3 separate regions of the Homo sapiens genome follow, and regions 2 and 3 are each linked to region 1. Evidence: chromatin loops called from intact Hi-C (ENCODE). Cell type or tissue: PC-3. All regions are shown on one strand.

Region 1 (2,500 bases):
ACAAATTATATATCATAAACATAGCTCAGCCAACATGTACCTAATTCAGTTGGCTATTCCAAAGGAAGACAGAACTACCTGTTCCTGAGTACCGTAGAAAAATGGTGTCCTAGGGTGAGATATGTCTTAACAATAAATGACACCTCCTACTATCCCCAACCTAGATTTCACAATGTCCAAGGTGGCATGGTGCAGTGTCACTTAATTTCTAGACAAGAAGACAGGCCCCAAACATTTCAACATACTAAAGTTTGTCACTGAAAGCTCTGTAGGAACAGAAAAAAAAAGCGTTGTGAGTGCCCAGAGATGTGCTGAATACCTATGGGAACAGTTCAGATCTCATTTATACTTCAATATACAAACAGTTCCAGCAGTATGTACACTCAAGTATAAATGATCTCATTTAATCATGTAAGTATTCAGGTATGAATGAGATCATTTATACTTGAATATTTGGTTATACACAGTTGGTTACACACAGTTCCAGCAGGATTCAGTGGTTACTGCCTGTGCTGTTGTGTCATACAAAGTTTCCACTTTGTTTATTTTGGATATTATTTAAATTTCCTCTTTGTGTTTCCTACAAAAATTTTAAACATTGCCTTTGATCTTTTCTTTTTATTCAGCTAGCTTGACTCCCTGAAATTCCAAGATATGTTTTGGCACAAGACAAAAAGAGCTGAATAGATTAAATATTTTTCTAATTCTTTTTTAAACTTTGAAGAAAGACAAGTTAAAAGTTATTGTCGATACCATGTGACTTAATCAAAGGTGCTGAATGTGTTTTTTATATGCACTTCAGAAGAATATTTGCTACTTATATCCTTTGAATAATACAGTTGAATCTCTTAGCTCATTTTTCCTTTAACAAAATTGTTAATTTAAGATCTTTTTAATGCTTTATTTTTAATTACTGGAGAAAGCCTTGAGCATTCCAAGAACGTAAGATTTAAAAATAATAATAAAGTAAGCTTCTGTTTGCTGAAGCTAACCCTTTGAATGTGGATGACTAATGTTTGGGGAATGAATAATCATTGTTCATAATTGTGGGTGGTAGTTTCTACACAGCCTGTGGACTAGTTTGTTAATCAAAGTACAATTTCATTTTTGTCTTATATAACCCAATATAAATTATTTGGGATATTGGAAACGTAGGTAAATTTTTAATAAACCAAATATTATTACAGGAAAGAATTCTGAATAATAAAGCCAGTGTTTTGTTGATCTTACTGCTGCCAGTTAACAGTTACTGACTCTGCCTTCTGACTCTGTAATGGTCATTCTCTTCTGACAAAGTATGAGTGTGGACTCTGGTCTGAGAATGGAAAGGAGAGATGTCCTCTTCCTGCTATCCTTCTCCCACAGAAGTCTCTGCAGACATAATAGATGCCTTCTATTGGTAGATTGGGCTCCAGCCTGAGCTGGACTGGGCTTCTGAGCCCTGGTTTCATGTTACTGTGAGAGGAATTCATGGAGCCTGATATGGTTTGGCTGTGTCTCCACCCAAATCACATCTTTAATTGTAGCTCCCATAATCCCCATGTATCATGGGAGGGATCGAGTGGGAGGTAATTGAATCATGGGGGCAGGTTTTTCCTGTGTTGTTCTTGTGAAAGTGAGTAAGTCTCATGACATTTGATGGTTTTATAAAAGGCAGTTCCCCTGCACACGTTCTCTTGCCTGCTGCCTTGTAAGACGTGCCTTTGCTCCTCCTTCACCTTCTACCATGATTGTGAGGCTTCTCCAGCCATGTGGAACTGTGATTCATAAATTACCCAGTCTCAGGTATGTCTTTATTAGCAGTGTGAAAATAGACTAATATAGAGCCTCAGTAGATCCATCCTGATATGGAGGCCACTCATCTCTCAGACACTGGTATCAAAACTTTAAACTTCTGTTCAATATCACTTCCTAGCATTGCAGTTGCCTTCTGGGACTTCAGCCAGCATGGTGGGCTCTAACGCCCCACCCTCTTATACCCTCTTTTCTCTCTCCTGGGAATTTGATCTTATTTCCCCTATGCCCAACGAAAGCTTAAGGTTGTACTGTACATGTGCCAACTTCCAGGCTCACATCAGCCTCCTGACTCCATCTCTGACCAATGAGTTCTCCCACTACTGTGCCAACCACCAGATGACTTCTCTGCGGATTCAGCTCTGGATTCCATCAAGGAACCAATGATGCTCCTTTGATTACCATAAAATGGCACATAGTAGGACTCACTCAGAGGCCAGCCCCCACTTCTCCTCAGTCCTTATTTCTTCACTTTCTCTCCTAAGGGGGTCCCAGCATATTTGTCAGTTCAAACTAATTTGGCAACCACCCACCCATGGCTGAATCTATGCACGACTGTCCTAAAAAAAAGTGTGGCAACTGCATTCCAGGGCTCAAAGACACTGCAGGCCCCACCTCCCACCTCCATCAAAATGCTTTTGCTTTTAGCTGTTATTCCCTGTTTCTGCCTACTGTTTTGTAACTGGATTTTGTCTCTCTGCTTAGT
Region 2 (2,500 bases), 47 kb after region 1:
GCTTAAGCCGATCCTTAGCTTGCCCTGTAACCTATAACAAATTATGGCCTGGCTCAAAAATGGAAGCTTTATGAATCCCCTGCTGGCCTATTTGAACTAAGAGACTACAGAAAGTTGCTCAATAGTGATGAAAGCTGAAAGACCTAGATCATGTACAGTCCATCCTAGAACAGTGTGGGCATTTGTGTCACCAGATTTAGAGGAACTGCTCTGACAGAGAGAATATGAGATAGAAATGGGATAGGCCATGCATCCCCTGAGGGAGAAGCAGATGAAAACGCTGTGTTTCTAATGTCTTCTCAGTTCTAGTTCCCAGGAGTCTTATACATACTCTATGCCTGTATTTAGATATCACTGGTTGTCTTCACCATAACCTCTGTTGGGTGCTTTTCAGTGTTTCTCTGTTCCCTTTCTTAGGCAAAATATCCTTGATACCTGCTGTGATTCAGCCTCTGAACTGTCATTCCAAGAGTTCAAAGATGACTTGGAAAGTCCCTTTTTTTAAAAATCTTGCAACCAGTTGGATAATAAATACAGGTATATTTCAAATATAACACAAAACAGACCATATATAAGAGTACAAATACAATAAAAGAACAAACGAAAGAATGTCTGGTTCAAATTAGTTGTATTGAGAAGGCTTCTTGAAGAAGGTTAAATTTTCAATGGCTCTTAAATAATGTTAGAGTTTCCAAATTAAGGAAAGTGGAGAATTATATTCTAATGCAAGGAAACAGTGTTAGCAAACATGATCTGAAATGACTTTACTAGGCAATGCATGTAGAATGAGAGAATTTAAGAGGAGATAAACATGGCACATCCCATAGAATTTGGAAATTATTGTGTAGCCCATGGAGACTTTTATTTAGCGAAATTATGTTATTAACATAAGGCTGTAAAAAGCTTAAAATTTAGTATTTAGTATTCACTAGGAGTGGAGGAAGTCAAGACACCAGTTATTAGGCTAACTGATTATAGTAGGCCTGATTCTAGAAGTATTTAGAAGACCTAAAAGTTATTTTCTGGATTATATGTATAAGCAAAATTCAAGGAAATCTGTTTACTAGGACAAGGTTCCACAAGTCTCAGGAGAAAAGGTTGGAAAAGGAAGAGGATGTGCCAGGAGGAGAGGAAGGGCAAGGCAGTGCAATATTTAAAGTCTGTGAGAAAATAGAAACTGAGAATGGCAGCCAAGGACAACAGAGTTGAGAAGCAGAGTGAAATTAATTAGCCTTAAGGGTCCAAAGGAATTCAGTTGTAAAGTAATTGCAGTGGTTTACGTTTATAGCAGAGGAACAATTTTGGAACCCACAAAAATTATCAGTGTATCAGGGTGACTCAGTTTGGTCAGTGAGTAATCAGACCCATGAAAAGCAAATGACTGCATTGGCTATTTAGAACTCACCGGCCGGGTGCGGTGGCTCACGCCTGCAATCCCAGCACTTTGGGAGGCCGAGGCAGGCAGATCACGAGGTCTGCAGATCGAGACCATTCTAGCTAACACAGTGAAACCCGGTCTCTAGTAAAAATACAAAAAATTAGCCAAACGTGGTGGCAGGCGCCTGTAGTCCCAGCTACTCGGGAGACTGAGGCAGAAGAATGTCGTGAACCCAGGAGGCGGAGCATGCAGTGAGCCAAATCGCACCACTGCACTCCAGCCTAGCAACAGGCTGAGACTCTGTCCCAAAAATAAATAAATAAATAAATAAATAAAAACATAGAACTCACTTTAGCTATATTTCTTGATCCTGGGAAAATCCCTGCACAACCTAACTCCTTTGAAGGATATCAAAACCATACTATAATAAATATGAGACATTTATATTTCTGAAAAGGCACTAATGCCTTTAAAGTGAAAAGTGTTATTCTTTTTCCCCTTAGTAGACCATGATAAATTGTATTAAAAATTGCAAATACTCTAGCAATCTAAAATTTAAAATATCAATCTAGATATCATATTATTTATGAAGCAATCACTAGAAATCACTTGACCTCTTTCTGCCTTTTCCAAGTGGCTTGAACAATCACTTGGTACATGGTAGTGCTTAACTTACTTAGAAATTATTCAACTAAGTATATTTATATGCTCTAGGCTATGAGGAGTCGGGCATTGATAAGGGAGTTAGCCATTAAAAGATACATTCCTTTATTGTCTCCTCATTCATTATTTTGTTCTCAGATAAAACAGTAATCTCCTACAAAACAATCCTATGTATGAACTGAAGCATTGTTTTCTTTCAGGGGTGGAGGATGAGAGGAAGACTGTCAGCATGTTGTTCTTGATATTTTACATTATTTGGAAAACTATGTTCACTCATTGAAAAACATTTGAACTAACATATAATGTAGATTATTAAGAATTTGATGAACCAAGAGTATTGAATAGCCTGGGTATTTAAAATAAAAATAATGAATCAAAATAGGGAAAGAAACCCCAATCATAACAAAATAAAGGAATGGTAAAAGTCCCATACTATGAAAAATACCTGCCTACTAAATC
Region 3 (2,500 bases), 180 kb after region 1:
TTCCCCATTTCTAGGTAATTGTTACATCAGCACCTTACTCCCACTACCAATTTCTGTCTTAGTTCAGGCTGCTAAAACAGCATTGATGGGGTGGTTTGAACAACAAACATTTACTTCTAGCAGTTCTGCAAGCTTGGAAGTTAAAGATCAAGGCACCAGCAGATTCAGTGTTTGCTGAGAGCTCTCTTTCTGGTTTGCCGAAGACGGTATTCTTGTTGTATCTTTACCTGGCCAAGAAAGAAATCATCTCCCTCATGTTTCTTCTTATAAGGGCACTAATCCCATTCATGAGGGCTCTACTCTTAGGACCTAATTCCCTCCCAAAGGCTCCACCTCCCAATACCATCACATTAGGGGTTAGGATTCCGATGTATGGATTTGGGGGGGACTCAAACAGTCCATTATGCTTAGGCTTTTCATCTGAAATAGTGCATTGGTTACCAAAACCAAATCAAAATGATTAATAATAAGAACAATAATAAAAGTAGCAGCTAGAGTAATAGCCAACCAAAAACTGAATGTTTACTTTGTACTTTACAAAACACTTTACATATATTATTCCATTTATTCCTCATCATAATTCTACAAGTAAGAAACTATTATTAACATTGAGTATACATAGACACAAAGAAGAGAAGAATAGACACCAGGGCCTACTTGAGGGTGGATGGTGGGAGAAAGGTAAGGTTTGAAAAACTACCCACTGGGGCCGGCGCAGCGGCTCACACCTATGATCCCAGCACTTTCGGAGGCCGAGGCAGATGGATTACCTGAGGTCAGGAGTTTGACACCAGCCTGGCCAACATGGTGAAACCCTGGCTCTACCAAAAATACAAAAATTAGCAGGGCATGGTAGTGGGTGCCTATAATCCCAGCTACGCGGGAGGCTGAGGCAGTAGAATCACTTGAACCTGGGAGGCGAAGGTTGCAGTGAGCCAAGATTGCGCCATTGCACTCCAGCCTGGGCAACAAAAGAGAAACTATGTCTGAATAAAAAAAGGGGGGTGGGGGGGATGGGAGGGGAGGGGGAGGGGAGGGGAGAAAAAAAAACTATCCATTGGGTACTATGCTGATTACCTAGGTGACAAAATTATCAGTACACCAAATGCCCATGAAATGTAACAAACCTGCACATGTACTCCTGAACCTAAAATAAAAGTTGGAAAGAAAAAGAAACTATTATTATGCCTATTTTCCATGGAAAGCTATTTAACTAGAAAAACTCAACTCAGCAGCTAATTAATAGATGCCATACCAGAAACAATAAAGTAGCAGGTGATTACCCTCCTGCTGTTACTACAGCAGATAGGCCAAATCAATTTATTTCAACAAATGTTTATAAAGTTCCTAGCACGTACCAGTACTACACTATGCACTGGGGATACAAAGAAAGGGTTAGTCATGGGCCCTGCCAAGGAGCTCATAATCTGGTGATGAGTATTTTAAAGGCAAAAAACAAGAGGCAGTAAGATTCGTTAAGTGTACTACAGGAGTATGGGATATACAGAGAAGGAAGTGAATCATATCATGTAAACTTTTTTATCTCAAAAAACAACACTAAGTTACACATTAACTGGAAGAACAGCAGCAGCAATAAGAGTGTAAGCAAAAAATGAGTGTGAGGGAAAGTACATAAAACAGTGTCTTGGTGTTTTTATATCTTTTCATATTTTTATATAGGTTTCTGGATTTGATTTGAAGCATACAAATGGTGATAACAAGCAAGTAGAGAGATACACTATTTCATTTTTCCCAATACTTTTTAAAAAAACGTTTGTTAGCTTTCTTTACCAACCTTTTATCTCAATACCTAGGAAAGTCTATTGAATCAATGCAATCAAATTTAGAAATAGTTCTTGGCAATGACCCAAATTGGCAAGCAGATTAACTAATTGGATTTTTAGTCTCTATCAATAATGACACTAGTTCATTAAAATTGCTATACATTTTAGTGTAGAAAAATTTAGGCCAGGCACAGTGGCTCACACCTATAATCCCAGCACTTTGGGAGGCCGAGGCGGGTGGATCACCTGAGGTCGGGAGTTCAAGACCAGCCTGACCAACATGGAGAAACCCCATCTCTACTAAAAATACAAAATTAGCCGGGTGTGGTGGTGCATGCCTGTAATCCCAGCTACCCGAGAAGCTGAGGCAAGAGAATCACTTGAACCCAGGAGGCGGAGGTTTCGATGAGCAGAGATCGCGCCATTGCACTCCAGCCTAGACAACAAGAACAAAACTCCATCTCAAAAAAAAAAAAAAAAAAAAAAAAGGAAAGAAAAAAAGAAAAATTTAGAGGGGCTGGGCACAGAGGCTCACGCCTGTAATCCCAGCACTTTGGGATGCTAAGGCAGGAAGATAACTTGAGGTCAGGAGTTCGAGACCAGCCTGGGCAACATGGTGAAACACCATCTCTACTAAAAATACAAAAATTAGCCAAACGTGGTGGCACAGGCCTGTAATCCCAGGTACTCGGCAGGTGGAGGCAGGAGAATCGCTT

What was found. Hi-C counts contacts between places; a loop is a spot of excess contacts. Peaks named below come from ENCODE experiments on the same cell type or tissue, not always from the same donor. Only the 100,000 strongest peaks of a DNase experiment are listed, where the experiment ranks them.
Region 2: it touches region 1 in a loop (2.3-fold over the local background); 1 of 110 quality-filtered maps calls a loop at or near these places.
Region 3: a loop joins it to region 1, with 6 times the contacts of the local background. A loop is called at or near these places in 1 of 110 quality-filtered maps.

Annotation. Positions count from the first base shown.
Region 1 is chr2:195,363,223-195,365,722 of GRCh38, forward strand. All of the region lies in intron 1 of LOC105376755 (a long non-coding RNA gene), which reads right to left. Among named protein-coding and RNA genes, the nearest start is that of LINC01825, 170 kb to the right of the region's middle. In PC-3, no CTCF peak of the experiment used is centred here; DNase peaks (open chromatin) are centred at 479, 1,019 and 1,469; H3K4me3 peaks cover 464 bases; H3K27ac peaks cover 2,160 bases.
Region 2 is chr2:195,410,100-195,412,599 of GRCh38, forward strand. No RefSeq gene overlaps it. Among named protein-coding and RNA genes, the nearest start is that of LINC01825, 120 kb to the right of the region's middle. In PC-3, no CTCF peak of the experiment used is centred here; a DNase peak (open chromatin) is centred at 1,332; H3K27ac peaks cover 600 bases.
Region 3 is chr2:195,543,211-195,545,710 of GRCh38, forward strand. No RefSeq gene overlaps it. Among named protein-coding and RNA genes, the nearest start is that of LINC01825, 11 kb to the left of the region's middle. In PC-3, no CTCF peak of the experiment used is centred here; a DNase peak (open chromatin) is centred at 1,451; H3K4me3 peaks cover 350 bases; H3K27ac peaks cover 1,432 bases.